2 separate regions of the Homo sapiens genome follow, and region 1 is linked to region 2. The links are chromatin loops, found by intact Hi-C in ENCODE. Cell type or tissue: dorsolateral prefrontal cortex. All regions are shown on one strand. Each heading gives the region's core, and the rest is flanking DNA. Links, peaks and the distances in the headings are about the cores only.

Evidence for each region. Hi-C counts contacts between places; a loop is a spot of excess contacts. Peaks named below come from ENCODE experiments on the same cell type or tissue, not always from the same donor. Only the 100,000 strongest peaks of a DNase experiment are listed, where the experiment ranks them.
Region 1: a loop joins it to region 2, with 2.5 times the contacts of the local background. A loop is called at or near these places in 4 of 110 quality-filtered maps.

What each region holds. Positions count from the first base shown.
Region 1 is chr7:25,414,322-25,422,160 of GRCh38, forward strand. No RefSeq gene overlaps it. Among named protein-coding and RNA genes, the nearest start is that of NPVF, 190 kb to the left of the region's middle. In dorsolateral prefrontal cortex, for the core only: no CTCF peak of the experiment used is centred there; no DNase peak of the experiment used is centred there; H3K27me3 peaks cover 1,594 bases.
Region 2 is chr7:25,543,657-25,551,495 of GRCh38, forward strand. No RefSeq gene overlaps it. Among named protein-coding and RNA genes, the nearest start is that of LINC03007, 240 kb to the right of the region's middle. In dorsolateral prefrontal cortex, for the core only: no CTCF peak of the experiment used is centred there; no DNase peak of the experiment used is centred there; H3K27me3 peaks cover 708 bases.

The DNA.
Region 1 (7,839 bases), core at 1,020-6,019, 130 kb before region 2:
GGTCACTCCCCATATCAATTAAGTCAGACTTTTGGGCAACGGCAGAGACAGGATCAGTATTTGTTAAACAACCAAAGGTGATTCCAATGGGCAGCAAAATTTGGGAACCATTGGACTGGGCTTTACAAACCTCAAGAGGCTTGTGAACGTATTTAAAACATCTGATACATGATTGGTGTTTAATAAATGATAGCTCCCCTTGCTATTAGTAAGAATGTTTGGTTATAGTGATAAAGACGATGATGATAATAATAACGGGAGGCCATTACACATTTGGGGCCCTTCAGTTTACTCTTGCAGCCGTTGTTTGTTCTAACCCTCCCCATTCTCCCATGAGATGAACAGAAGCGTATGAGTACTATCTCTTCCATCTTACAGGTGAGGAAACTGAGGCTTAGAAAGGGTAAGTGACTTTCTCAAACAGAGTGTTACCTAGAGCTGGGCCTTCTGATGCCATCTCCAGTGCTGTCCCCACTATTCAACACTGCTTCTGTGTTCAAAGAGCTTCCATCAGGTGGGGGAAAACCTATTCATTTACGTAAATGATAAGAATGCACAGTAGGCAAAACACCCCAAGTTACTAATTAGTTGAGATTATATGCAGAAAGCCAAATAGGGATCCAAACCCACTGTCAGCTTCCTAATGATGAAGCAGATTAGAGAAGGTGGCAGGGCCTGCTCCTCCCTGAACCTGGCCCATAGACCAGACACCCCTGACTTCCCTAGGCAGACAAGCAGGAAAAGCAGAGCAGATAGACAATAGACCTGGCCTTCCAGGGCCTGACTCTGCTCCATCTCTGTGCTGCATGGTCCATGTGCTGCAACTATGAGGAAGTACAAGGTGAGTCTGCCATGCCCAAATGCCAGGAATAGGTAGGTTCAAAGAATGGCAACCCTGCATCGTCCCTAGATCCATGCAGGGTAGCTAACAGTTTACCCTCTTCATTTCCACCAGTCAGATAAGTCTTTCTCCCACCTTTGCGAGAGGGAAACTGTGAAGGTTTAGGGAGGGACTAGAAAGACTGGTTTTCATACCATTCGCTCTCTTGTGGGATGAAATAGAATTAAGTGCACATGGCAATGGGGAGATGGGATTCTTCCTGCAGGAGATAGAATGTGAATACTGGCTATATAAATGACATCAGAAGGAGGGGCTGCAAGTGTGGAGCCATGAAAAGAGCTGTGGTCAGGGGGAGGTTCCATGAGGGTTAAGAGTTGACTGGGGTCTTGAAGAAGAAGCTGGAACTCAGCAAAGCCTTTCATGAAATATCTTTTGATTCCCTGATCCAGGTTGTCAGGAGTGGTTTTGAGAGTCATGGGGATTGGTTATAATTATCTGCTATAGCTAGTCGATTACTGAATAAGCAGGCCCAGCTGCAAATGCCTCGTTGGGGATGGCAGTGGCAGCCCAAGATCCCAGTTATGCAGCAGATGCACGGCCTCGTTGAGCCAAGCTGGCTGAACACACCTTTTGGAGAGATGCTACTTTTCATTTGCTTTTGAAATGGTGACTATAATGAATTTTGCAACTTTGAGAAAAAGAACTTATTATATCACCATATACTGGGACATCACCATGTTACTTTAAATACAGCAACCATGGGGTTCAATCCTAGCCCTGATACTTTTTAGCTATGTGATCTCAGATATGTTATATGTCTGCTCTACAACACAATTTTTTTCCAGTAACGTGAAGGTAATAGTAGCACCTGCTTCAAAGGGTTGTTTTGAGATTTAAATGAGATAATGCATGAATATAGAATCTGGCTCCTAATGTACAGTATGTGCTTAATTAATGTAGTCATAGTGGTTATTATATTACTATTACCAGGACTCTGAAATTCATCCTACTATGGAGATGCCTCTCAATGGGCTAGACTTGCCTCATGATCAAAAAACTTATCTTGCTTTGCTTTAGTCATCTTTAGACCTCAGATTTTTTTTCTTGACCTCCAGGAGATTTGTCAACTTGGATGAGAAGCTGAAGCAGGTCTTTCCCCCTTTATTAACATTCCATCCATCTTTCAAGTTCCATTTCAAATTCCATTTGGAGAAATTAGGAAACACCTTCTGGAGGAGCTGGCATTCATCTCTTCCCCTCAGCTCCCACAAGTCTTTATAATTTTATTATGGCATTTATCACATTCCATCCTGTCCTGTAGTTATAGGCCATCTATCTCTTTCACTGCACAGTAACTTTCCTGAGAGGAAGAAGAACAATCCATTCATTTTGGAATCCCCTATAGCACAAAGCATAGTACCTGGCACAGAGTAGATGCTCAGTAAATATTTGTTAAGTTGGAATAATCACTTTTTTTTAAAAAAAAAAAAGACTGCTGTTATATAATTATTCACCATCCTATTTGCCCACTGATTTTTCCAGCTGAGAAGGATAATTTTGGGGATAACCATGAAGCAAGCCCAAGCTCCATGAATCAAAGGTAGAATGTTCTTTATTCTTGGATGGAGATGGAATACAGAGCAATAGAATACTACAGCAACCACAGTTAGCTGGTATTTATAAACACCAATCCTGCCATTGTACTACCATGTGACCCCAAACAAGCTCTGGGCCTCCCTGGGCCTCAGTTTCTCTATTTGTAAAATGAAAGTGAAGATCTTTCTCTTTCACTTATAAATTTTTGTGATTTCTGGCTTCTCTATTTAGATATAAAGAAGAATTTTGCTATTGTTCTTTATACTTCCTTTCTTTCAAAACTGTAAGTTGAATAGGCCAGAGTTTTGGTGTCTTCCCATCACTACTATATCTCTAAAGCCTGGGACAGTATGTGGTTCATAGCAGCTGCCCTCCAAGAAATACTTGTTGAAGAAATAAATGAACAAATAAATACATTTAGACATGATTTAGGAATGTTGTGATATAGTGCTTACGAGTAATTATAGTCCTGGCCTCCCAAGAGTCCCCACTCCTAGAAGACACAGAAAGGCAAAATGCAGAGGAAGCAGACATGAGAAATAAGATCTGGGCTCAGCTTGATCCTTCTCTACATTATGGCATGAGCTGCACACAAAGAGTTTCTTCTAGGTTAAGTCCACCTGTACTAGCAAAATTCATATATTGGGTGGGACAATTCTATATTGTATGGGAGTATCTCACACGATGCAAGACAATTAGCATCTCTGCCCGGTAAATGTCAGTACTACCCCAAGTAATTTGTGCCAATCCCAAATCTCCTCTAAACATAAACATTTCTGAATGTCCTCTAGGAGCAGTATACACCTCCTCATTGAGAAGCACTCATTTATTATTATGACTGGTTTAGCTATGGATGGAAATCATTACATGTCCTTTCATCTTCACTGCAAGAATTTGTAATTTAGATGTGAAGTAGCCTTAGTAACAACTCTGGTCCTTTGTTGAAGAATGACAAGTCAGGCAAAAATCGTGGTATTGTGGAAAGGCCTGCCCTTTCTCCAATGTGAGGATAGAAACCCTAGCAAGAACTTGGATCCCTTTCCTCCTCCCTTTTCCTGGAGAGATAATGACCACATCAAAAATGGAGAGCTCAACTCATGGAGAGGCTGCAGGGGAATTGACATAGAAATGCCATGAAATTGGTTTGATATTGACTTTGAAATCTGCATAACCTGTGTCCTAAAAACCTTGGTTGATATAGCGTTACTGGCCAATTGTAAGCTCACATCTTCCTGATGTTGAAGATCCTTTGTTCACCTTACCTCAGGTTTTAGTTCCAAGCTACATGGTCCCCACATCTGAGTGGGACCTGAGATGTTAGAAGTGAATGTTCCTTCCCGAGACCTAATGTTTCTTCCACGTGGAGGGAGCTTTGCTAGTGAAACACCCCTGGATAGTTCCATGGGTGAAGTTTGCAGCAGACAAATTGTCCCCATGAAAGCTGGATAATTAAATTTAATTTTGAGTAATAGTGTTTAACTCAGTGTTAGAAAGCCCACTTACCACCAGTACAGGCTCTCTCCAACATCTGCTTTAGCAATAGTTACAGTAGTATTTTAGTCTTTTTGTATGTTAGCTTTTTGTTTTATTTTGTACTTGGCTCAGAATTTGCAGGATGAGAGGGGTCCTCAAACCCCAACACCAGATATATGGCTTGGTTCTGCAGAGATGGCATCCATAAACACTCTGAGGTTTACAAAGCTTTAGGATAGGTAATGTTACAGAATTCTACATCATCATGGCAATGTGTTGGCTGAGGATACAAGTTCAGCTGCATAGTGGAGGTTTAACGAGGTTGAAGTGCAAGCTGGCTGCAAGCTCAATGATGTATGCTGGGATCCTGGCTCCTCTGTCCTTTTGCTCCATCATCTTCAGGGAATTACTCTCATACACATGGTCCCAAGTGGCTTGCTATTTTCATTGTTTCAGCAGGCATGAAGAAGGAAGGAGAAGGGAAAATGGTGGGCTTGACCCTTTTCTTTAAGGGAACAGCATGGAAGTTGTCCATATCACCTCCATTTACATCCCATTGGGCACAAATTAGTCATACGGCCACCCTAACTGCAAAGGACTATGGAAAATGTAGTTTTTATTCTGGGAAACCATACACTCAGGATAAAATTAAATGGCTATGGAAGAAGGAGAATGGATATTGAGAGATGTGTGGTTGTTTCTGCCACAACATCCCTGTCTTGAACTTTTGGATCAAGCCTTGAATGTACCAATAAGCCCACCAATATAGGGGGTCCCCTTCCCTTCCCAGAATCAAGGAGATGCCCTTGCTAACATTCCAGAGGTACTCAAGAGACTTCTGCTTGTACCCACTTTGCTCATCTTTAAGCAGTTGGGTTCGCCAGAGCTTTTAAATTACTTTCTCTTCTTTATACCATCACCCTGAATGGTCATGATTTTAACTTCCATCTGTAAGATGATAGCTCACATGTGACCCTTCCTTCTTGCTGAATTTCTCTCACTGAGGCTTCCTTGTGGCTTAGATGAAGGTTTTTCAACAGGGTAGAGACTAGGGTGAAGTAAGTGAGGAGGCTTGGGAGCAAAATTAAGGAGACATTTATACTCAGGGCCATGCAAGAGGCTTTCTCCATGACTGTGGTCCTAATCCCCATCCTCATTAGCTCTCACCTCGGGCTACTGAAAAAGACTCCTACCTCATTCTTGTCTCCAGACTTTTCCTTGTACAACTTATCTGCATGCTGCCAGAGTGCTCTTGCTAAAACTCAGATTTGATCTTTCCTTTCCTAAGCTTTGAAAGAAAAAAAGTCTCCTATCCAACACATTTATGGCTGTTGATGGTTTATAGAGTCAAGTTCACAGTCTGCGACTTGGCAAACAGGGCCCCTCTTTATACTTTCCCCACCATAAACAGTCTTACAGTCCCACCCCCGCCTGCCAATTTTCATGCACTTTCAGGCCATTTACCTTGGTTCTTGTTCCTGTTTTCCGGGAAGACACTCTCCCTTTTCTCTATCTGGACAACTCCTATACATTCTTTAAGAATTCTTTGGCTGGGCACGGTGGCTCAATGACTGTAATCCCAGCACTTTGGGAGGCCAAGGCAAGTACATCACAAGGTCAGGAGATGGAGACCATCCTGGCTAACACAGTGAAATCCCGTCTCTACTAAAAAATACAAAAAATAAGCCAGGCATGGTGGCGGGCGCCTGTAGTCCCAGCTACTCGGGAGGCTGAGGCAGGAGAATGGCGTGAACTCGGGAGGAGGAATTTGCAGTGAGCCGAGATCGTGCCAATGCACTTCAGCCTGGGCAACAGAGCGAGACTCCCTCTCAAAAAAAAAAAAAAAGGCTTTGAGTGTCACTTCTTCTATGAAGCCTTTCCTGATTTTTCCAGCCAGAATTACTGCTCCCACAAGCCTTTGTGCATATCACTGTTATAGTTCTTATGACATTGTATTGTACTTATTTGTTAATATATGTTTCCTCTGGGAGACTCTGAGCTCCTAGAGGCAAGGGAGAATGTCTTATTTAACTCTATGCCCCTTGTTCCTAGCATGGTACCATATAAGAGCGATCAGTAAGTGCTTACTGATTAAATGGATAGATAAATGACTCATCCACTGCTTAAGAAATCTATGAAATTCACTCCAAGAGAGTGAGTAGACAATTTTTTTTTTTGTCTAAAAGTTTACTCACGTCCATATTGTGGCTGTCCTGACATAAATATATCTAGTAAATTTGCTTAGTAGAGAACCTGGATTTGAATTCAGGTCCAAAGGCTTCCTCTCTCATTGGCATCAGTGCCTTGCTTTTTTAAATGCTAGAATGTCTTGTTAGTGCTACACAGATGCTAAAATCTTTTCTAAACCTCAGTGATTCTTACCAAGTAATGCAAAGCGTGCTGCAGGGCTCACACAAAAGAAGAAAAATAAATAAATTTTAAAACCATCTTCCAGTACAAAAAATACAGACAGTCCTGACAAACATTTAAAAACATGAATTGTTGCCCAGCCTGCTCTGCACTGAGGAATCACGTATTTGTAGGTAACAGAAGAGACGATTCATGGCATGACTTCAGGGAGACCATGGTGCCTGGAACTTCCACTTGACCACAAGCATATGCAGTAAGACACGGGAACCATTAATCTGTCTTCACACCTCTTTCTCACCCAGAATGAAATTGTTTTGCCTAGCAAAAGAGTGGGCTCAGCCCAGGAGAGACACATGGGATTGTGTTTCCTGAGGAATCTGTGCTGTTATAGTGAAAAGACAGCAATAACTTGCCAAGGATTCCAAGGGAGATCAACAGACCCCTCCAGCCCCACTGTTCTGGGACCCTTAGTCATGGATGTAGTGTGATGAAATGTAATGTGTGGTGGAGAGGCTAAGGTTACTTCTACATGGTAGGAGTAGGTTTTTTTTCCTCTAACCTCGGAAATCTATAATTTTTACACTGTCACAGAACAAATGGAACTGTGACTAATGTTATACAGTTTATGGAGCTAAAGTCATATAATTTTCACAGTTGGTTCACATTTATGACAGTTAAAAGGTTTTTGTTTTACTCTGAGATTAATAGAGGGGCATGAATATTGCTTACCCACAGCCCTCAATGCTGTGTTTGCATTCCCAGAGAACACCTCCTCCACCCACCCATTTTACAGAGGAGGAAGCTGAGACTGCCAGCAGTCGGTGACTTGTCCAAGGTCACATAGCTGACATACAGCAGAGCAAGGATCAAAGCTAGGTCTCACAAGTCCTGGTCACATGCACTTTTATTGGATGTTTAGGATTCCACATGAAAAGTGATGTGCTGCCTGATTTTCCTCTTTTTTTCAAAGGAATGGAAATATCTCTCTTCCTTCTATGTCACCACTGAACACTTTTTGAACGGTGTTTTGAATGGTGAACACTTTTGAATGGTGTACAATTCAACACACCATTTTGAATTGTAGCCATCCAAGCAGTAGGAGGGGAGAGTGGAGAGAATCTCTGTTCACTGCATGCAGAGCTATGGTAACCCTCTGTACCTATTTCTCCAAGCCTCTGGATTTTATTTGGTGGGCTGAATTCCATCCTAGGAAAGGGCAGAAAGCTTTCAGCTTATCCTTTGAAAAATGAAACACATTTTAAAAACCTGCAAAATGTCTCAAGTTCTGACCAGGAATAATAGGAACGTGCCCCTCCTCCCCCCGCCCCAACCAAGCCCACCTCTCACCAATCACAAAAAACTCCTTCTCTTTTCACAAAATTTTACTTTTTCTTCAAAATGTAAAAACTCCAAGGTGTCTGAACTCAGGTTCCCTAGAAGCAGAACCTGAGATGCTGATTCTCAAGCAATAGCTTTATCGAGAGACTTGCTCTCAGAGGAAACAGGTAAGGAAGGGCGGGATATAGCACAGAGCAGGACAGAAGAGAGGCAAAGGTGTA
Region 2 (7,839 bases), core at 1,561-6,560:
TCTTGGTCTATTATCAGGCACCTACCCTTTAAAAGCCAGCTCTGTGGCCACCTCCTCTAGTTGGTTCTCCCTAGCTCCCATTGCTTTAGATGCTGCTCCTCTGGGTTCCCAAAGGAACATGGACTGTGTTTTAGCCATTGATTTACTCCTCGGAATCTTACATTGACTGTTAGCTCCCTAAGGGAAGGGCCCCTGTCTTAATGCTGCATTTTCATCATCACACTTAACTCAGGGTTTAACGTCTAGTAGAAATTTAATAAATCCTTGCAAGAGGAAAGAGACAGAGGAAAGAGAAAACCCAGCTAGGTAATTAGATAGGTTAGGGCTATAAATATGTTGAGGGAAAAGTACACAAGGTCTTCAGATGTGCCCAGTAAATCTCTGTGAATGTTTGCAAACCTTACAGCAGAGATATTTGAAGTGAATAATTTATATTGGTTGAGGGTAGACAGACCTCATGGATTTGCATCCCAGCTGACCCACTTGAAAGCCAACTGGCCCTCAGCATGTTACTTAACCAATTTGAGCCTCAGTTTCCTCCTCATTTAAGTGAGAAGAATAATACTGTCTCCCTGCTGAAGCTGGTATGAGGTTAAATAGGATAATGCATGTAAAGGGCTCAGCACAGTGCCCGAAAGCAGTAAACGGTCAATAAATGTCACTAATGATCATGATGATGATAATCACTATGAAACAAGACACTGAAGTGTTTTTAACAGAACAGTTAGGGGAGGTTCAATAATCAAAGTATCCAATATATCAAACCGGAATCTCAATCAATGGTATTTCAAAGGCCAGCCGCTAAATTAGCATCATCATTTAAGGGCTTGGGGACACCAACCAGCTGCTGTTGATAGCATACAAGCCGGTGTCACAAGAAAAGGCAGGGGCTGTTCAGATTTCTCATGACTGAACAGCAGTTTTGAAGCTGTGTATTCAGAATCAATCCACAGAATGGCAATGTGTGTTGTGTGAAATAAAGTGTTCCCTGATCAAATAGAAGCATGAGATGTTATAAACCGGGTCCAACAGTGATATTTACTGCAGGACTTCTCTCAATGTCTCTGAGAAGGGGGAGGCAGGATTTGCCCAGCACTTTTTAACCACAATGTCCTGTGCTTTTTAGATCCTCTGGGACTTTTCAAAATGCCCCAATTCAAGGAAAGCTCTGAGGATGTAGTAATTATAATCCCAGGTCAGCTGGGAAGGAAGAAAAAGAAGGAAAGAAGAAAAACAGGAGGAACACACAATCTCCAAATACATATTTCTATTGTAATAGTATAGTGTGAGTAAATATTGTGTGCTTTATTCAATTTTCCTAAATGCATAAAATAAAAATATATTACTTCTATAATAAAAAAGATTACATTTACCTTAAAATGGTTTTGTCAAATTTAAGATTTAGCTAAGATTTGAGAAGCGGAAAGTATATATTTTTTTAAAACATTGACATCTCATAGTTTCAGGAAGGGGAGTATCATGTTCGTTGTGAACTAACAGACAGGCAGAGGTCCTGGTTAATTAGTGCATAATCCTAGACACCCCCAAACACGGAGGCACATTACAAAACACAAAACAAAGCAGGGAGGCCCTACCCAGGCCTTACTGCTCCTGGAAGGTCCTTGTATTGGCTGCAGGCACCTGCTTTGACCTGGAGGGGGAAGGGTGCAGCATAGTTGACGCCTCACTGGACAGATCTTCCAGAGCTATGTCGGTGCTGGGCTCCCAGCACACCTCAGCCTTCTCTTTCCTTCACCCTGCACAGCCCCAGCAGGACAAATGGAGCCAGGCACAGGGAGAGCTTTTGCGCAAGCCCCTGAGCTCTGGCCAGGCAGCAAAGGCCAACCAAGCCTCTGACCTCCCTCATCGCCTCCAGTTGCAGTCTCTTTCCTTTTGTATTCCTTTGGCTTCAAGGATCTTTGATGATTCTCTCTGTAAGTTTCTCTTCTTTATTCCAAATTGGTTTCCTGTCATTTTTACAAGAAGGAATTTATTGGTGCTTTAAAAAAAATGTAAAAATGTCTTTGTGCCTAAATCTTTCCATAACAGCCTTTTCTACAACGTTGGCTCTCTATCCTGTGTTTTTTCCTTTCTTTGCTGCATTCTGTGCCTCTGGGCCCAACTAACTAGAAGCAGATGTGATCAAGGCTGGAGTGGGGATGGGGTGGGGACAGCCCAGCCTTGGGCAGCTGAGGGCTGTGCCCCTTGCTAAGGTCCATCACTCACCTAGCCATGACCAAGACTCTTTCCCTTGGCAGCTCATTCTCCTGCCCTCTCTGAATAACACACACCACACACAGAGCCACCACTTACCCAAATAGCCTCATGCACCCTTTTCACAGTGTTCAGCTACTGAGGATGCAGATGGTTTCCAGAGGCTGGAGGGAAGTGCATACTCAAGATCCAAGTCTAAGTCTGCAGACATCACCCCTAAACCAGCCTCACAGGTGCATTCTCTGCAGGGCAAAGTGCCAGTCACATTTCGGAGCCAGGGCTGCCCTTCTTCATCCTAGGGAAGGTCATCTGCTCCTTGCCAGTGCTAAACAAGAGGCCTCCTTCTGGGTTTCGGCAGGTGATGGTTCCATCACTATGCCAGGGCAAGGAGGAGGGGTTGGGAGAGAAGTGTAGGGGAAAAGGGTTTGGGGGGTTGGGGGATAAGGTAATGCCAGCGGGCAATGCTTGGTCTCACCTTCTGCTACTTCAGGCAGACCCATCAATGTAAAAGAGGGAGCTATGGGGACGCAGAACTGGGACTCCCCAGTTCTGGAGTCAGAGCCACACAGCCGTCACACACTCATACTTAAACTGAGACCTCTGTAAAGAAATGCATAAGGTAGGCTCAACATTTGTTTCACAATCATAGGGGAAATAGGGGCGAGTGGAAAATGGCAGTGTGCTGCACTGTACATACCATGATCTGTGTCATGGAAAAGGCGTACCCACAAAATATTCATGAAAGGGAAACGAATGAATAAAGCAGAGTTTTCTCTGTTTAGTGAAATTAGAGGTGGTAGTTATGTTTCTTTTCACAAATTTCTGCTTCTGATTTTTCTACCATGAGTATTCTTACTTTATCAACAGAAAAAGTCAGTAAGCTATTTGTTCAAAAATGTGCTCAAGGCCGGGCACAGTGGCTCACGGCTGTAATCCCAGCACTTTGGGAGGCCGAGACGGGTGGATCACAAGGTCAAGAGATCAAGACCATCCTGCTAACACAGTAAAACCCCATCTCTACTAAAAATACAAAACATTAGCCGGGCGTGGTGGCGGGTGCCTGTAGTCCCAGCTACTCGGGAGGCTGAGGGAGGAGAATGGTGTGAACCTGGGAGGTGGAGCTTGCAGTGAGCCGAGATGGCGCCACTGTACTCCAGCCTGGGCAACAGAGCAAGACTCCATCTCAAAAAAAGAAAAAAAAATGTGCTCAACACCTCTTTCCAGAGTCACAATTATGGATAAGACAGGTATGTTTGTATGCATGCATAAACATACATATGTATACCACACATATAGATTTATGAATGAATGAAAATATATATGCTCATGTGTGTCTATAACTGTATATATTAACTTCAAAGACCCATCAATACAGAGAATTGACCTACTGGTAAATGCACAGAAATATATCACACCCAGCAGGTCAACAACAAATAAGACAAAGAGATACCCATTTTCTGTGACATGGTTTGTCTTCATTTTCTGAGTTTAAGTAACTGTTACAAAATAATCTGTTTGCTCTTTGTGAAGATGGCCATCTTGACAGAATAAAATGGGACAGGTCCTGCCTGGAGCAGAAGCTGTGTGCCACCTTGGTGACAGTGATCTTAATTGATATTTGTGCCCAGGGGCGGCTCCTCTCTCCTCCTCCTCCTCCCAGCTAAGAAACTGCACTTCACACAATAGAACAGTGTAGGGTAGGATGCTTTGTCTTGGGGCAGTGTGGGCCAAGTGCCGGGCACTGAATTCTGGGGCCACGTGATTTCCTGTGTGCCCTGCTGACATGACTGCCCCACCAGCCTGTCCTGCTGTCCCTTCTAACAGGTGCCCCTCCGAGGACCCTCCTAGGAGGAAGAGCTTTTGGACTGCCTCCAAGGTCTCAGGCACTCACCCTCCACATCTGAAAGTTATCAGAACTGGCATCTCACGAATCCTCCCTGCACTCTTCCTGCTCTGCGCAGGGCAGGGCAGAGCCTATAAGAAATAAAGTACTTTGTTACGTATAATTTAATCCTCAAAGGTATAGAAGGTTGGGCCCCAGATGAAGAAAAGTTAGATGGAAGCAGTAGCTGAGTCAGATGGCTGAATATCTGCTCTGGAATTTCTACATCCATTTGGAGTTCTCATAATTTGATCCCCCCATTAGCACTACCTGTGGGGGAATGGCACTCTTTTTTAAACTGCATGTTGGACAATTCCTGTAAGTATTTCCTCTAGAGAACTTTGCTTTTTTCTGGTTAATCCTTGTAGGATGATGTAGGTCGGTGTATGTGCATGCATGGTTAAGAAAAAAGAATCATTCCTTCGAATAACCAATTGACAGAATAGAGGATTACAGTTGGTGCTTGGTGAGATCTGGGGGACTTTAGCACGTCTGTCTGTCCAATCATTCATTTATTCTTTCAAAACATAGGATCCAAAGACTGGTTAGAATGAGATGCGTACTGGGCCTGAAAGTTATAGTCAAAAGTTATATTTACCTTCCGCTCTACAAAGTACTTTAGCCCTTTGTTACTGACATAATAATTCAATATAAATGTTTCCATGTAAAAAATAAGTATTACATTCACTAGTCAAAATTTAAAAGAAATCTGAGCAAACCCTATGAAAAGTCTTCTTCTTAGCCAAGACTCCTTGAGTTGTATCTAATTCTAACTTACAGCAAAGGAGGGAATCCATTGTTTCCCATAACATAAAATAAACAAGAGTCAAGTTTTCCTGGCATCAGAAGTAACATCAAAATCTCTCTCTCTCTCTCTCTCTCTCTCTGTCTCTCACACCTTCTCTCTCTCTCTGTTTATTCCTTACACTGAAAAGATAGTGCAGGCAGCTAAAAATTCATATCCTTCCAGCTATTGTTCCAAATTGAAGAGTACACACAGTCTCTTTCAGTATCCATACAGCAAATCTTGAGAAAGACAGTGATTGGCCCCACATAAGTGGTGGCTCTTTCAAAGCTAATCACCCTGGCTTGGGGATAGAGGACTTGGACTGGCCTGCTAGGATTGCATACCCTCTTATGCATCTCAGGCCACGTAAGGTACTTGGGGTAGGATGGCTTCTCTGGGACTTGTAGTTACAGGAGGATCCCACGGCATAGGGAAAGCATGGTTCCTCAAAGGAAAAGTAAGGTGTACTTATCTGAAGAAGGGGAAAAAAACACCAGACAGAAAAATAACTTCTCAATGCATCATTGTAAAATGTACCTGAAAAGGAATTGATCCTGTTGAAAATAATTTCCGAAAACTAAAGATGAAAGTGGAAAAAAAGCTGAGATTTTTAATACTGTTGGATCAAATATTATGAAGAACATAAGGTGGCTCAAGAGATTTTGCTCCAGAAAACCCGCCTTCATGGTGAAAATCTAGGAACATTGGTATCATCTCGGTTAAAATGTTTGTTTTCATAAAAAGAGCCCAAACAGCCTTGGGATCAAAACAACTTTTCCTGGAACTGAGACATGTTTTATTCTCCTAAAGAAGTCCAAATTTAATTACGATTGGATAAACAGCATCTGGACATTCCTGATCTTATATTTTGACATGATTTAGCCTCAAAGGCAACGGTATTTTCTTAGGAGATGATCCTGCCTTTCCTTCTGACGGGTTTTATCCTCAGGTGGGGGAGGGGAGACACGGCTGGAATCTGTCACGGCCCAGCACCACTGTGCAGCCTCTTTCTGTGGGGCCTCTGCACGGGAGGCCAGAGGGGAACCCAGCACTTTGCAAAAGTATCCAAAAGGCTCTTCAAGAACCCTGAAGGGGGATGCCAACCAAATCTTAGCTGTCCTGTTTTACACAGTTTTATGACTTCTAATCTACTTCTATCAGTTATTCTGTTTTATGGCTGCAAATGATAAGATAAATTGGGTTCTCTTTCTCTCTCTCTCTCTCTCTCTCTGTGTGTGTGTGTGTGTGTGTGTGTATGTGTGTCAGTGTCACAGTTTAGAGGACTCATGACTTGTCTGTAAACCAAAACTGATCATTCCACAAACCCATGCCCTTTCTGACCTTGTGTAACCTCATCCAGTAACAACTAATGCAGAGAGAATATTGAACTCCAGAGCATATCTCTGAGGGCAAGAGACCAACCTGATGCCAATTTCGAATTGGCTTTAGTAAAGCTGTCTCCCTCAGAGATCTGATCATGCCTCTTTTATAAGGCCAGTCTCCTGGGTCCTGTGGGAGCAATTTCCCCTTATGTCTAAGCCCCTCACCTATGTGACATAGACGCATCACTTCACCTCTCTGGACTCATCTATAAAATGAGCAGATTGGATCAGGTTATTACTGTGGCCCTTCTAGTCCTAACATCCTACGATGCTATGACACCCTAATGCTGTATCCCGCCACCGTGATCTACAGTAGTTTTCTACAACCATAACTCTTTCTAGTGTCTCTCAGATAAAGGCCAGGTCCTAACCTCAAACCTGCATGGTATGTCTGCAATAGCAGGAACAGATGGGAGACAGGCACCAGCAATGTCCAGAGGAAAATGGGTAAGGTTAAATCAGTAGCATCCTTAATAACGTGGCCGTTCCTTTCTCCTTCTCCCCTCTGGGATTAAAGCTTGTGTGCTGACTGTTGAAAAATCAGTCATTAACAGCTAGGAAATGACTTCCCCATCCATCAGAACACTGCTCAGCCATGTTTCAGCTTTTCCCCCTTTCTCTGTGTAATTATTCTCATCCACCACTGATTACAGTTTATAATAGCCATAATTCTCTCCAAATCAATCATTACTTTACTTTACCACGGGGTTACCAGCAGAAACATGAGGGAATGCAGATACCCCCGGCTGGGCTTTATTTTTTGGAATTTGCAGGCTTTCGTCTGGATCTCATTTAATCATCTGGATGTTCAAAGAAAAGCAACGATTTTAATTCAAAGGCATTTTTTCTACTCACTCTTAATTCTTCCCCTCGTATTTTTTAAATGGAAATGATGGCTGGTTAAATGAGGCTAACACTGTGTGAAACCTGCTAGTGTTGTCACTTGGAAAGATTGGTAGGAGACATCACAGGATTCTCGTCATGAATCGATAAACTTCTTTGACACTTTACCTACCTGAATATTGTGTAGACTTCTCAGCCTGGGAGATTCCTGGGAAGTTCAATAATAGCTTTTTCTTTCCATGGACTGATTAGAACAAAAATTCCTACCATGGAGACAGTTTTTCTTGTACATTCTGTAGAGGTATGACAATCAGTCATTTACACTCTAGTTAGAATTTAAGGCAACCCAGTTTTATCCTATATTTAACAGACTTACTATGTACCATATACCGTGCCAGTGTTTGGGCAGGTTTCAAAAAACTAATTTGATCTATTCCTTGTATCCACATGGTTGCTGGAGGTAGTAGGAAGAAAAACGTGTAAATAACCATTTTGGCATTCATCATAGGCATCTTGGCTTATGGGGGTACACAGTACAGTAGGAGAATAAGAAGGGGAGGTATTTACATTCTAGGGATCTTAGAGTTCCTAGACAAAATGTAATTAGAACTGAACCCTGGAGGAGGGGGCGTAACTTGAGCAAGTTGTCATTCCAGGAGGGGGCAGCAGAAATTAATCACAAAGTCTTGTGGAGGAAGAGAGGATGAGGGAGATCAAGGCCAGTGGGAAGT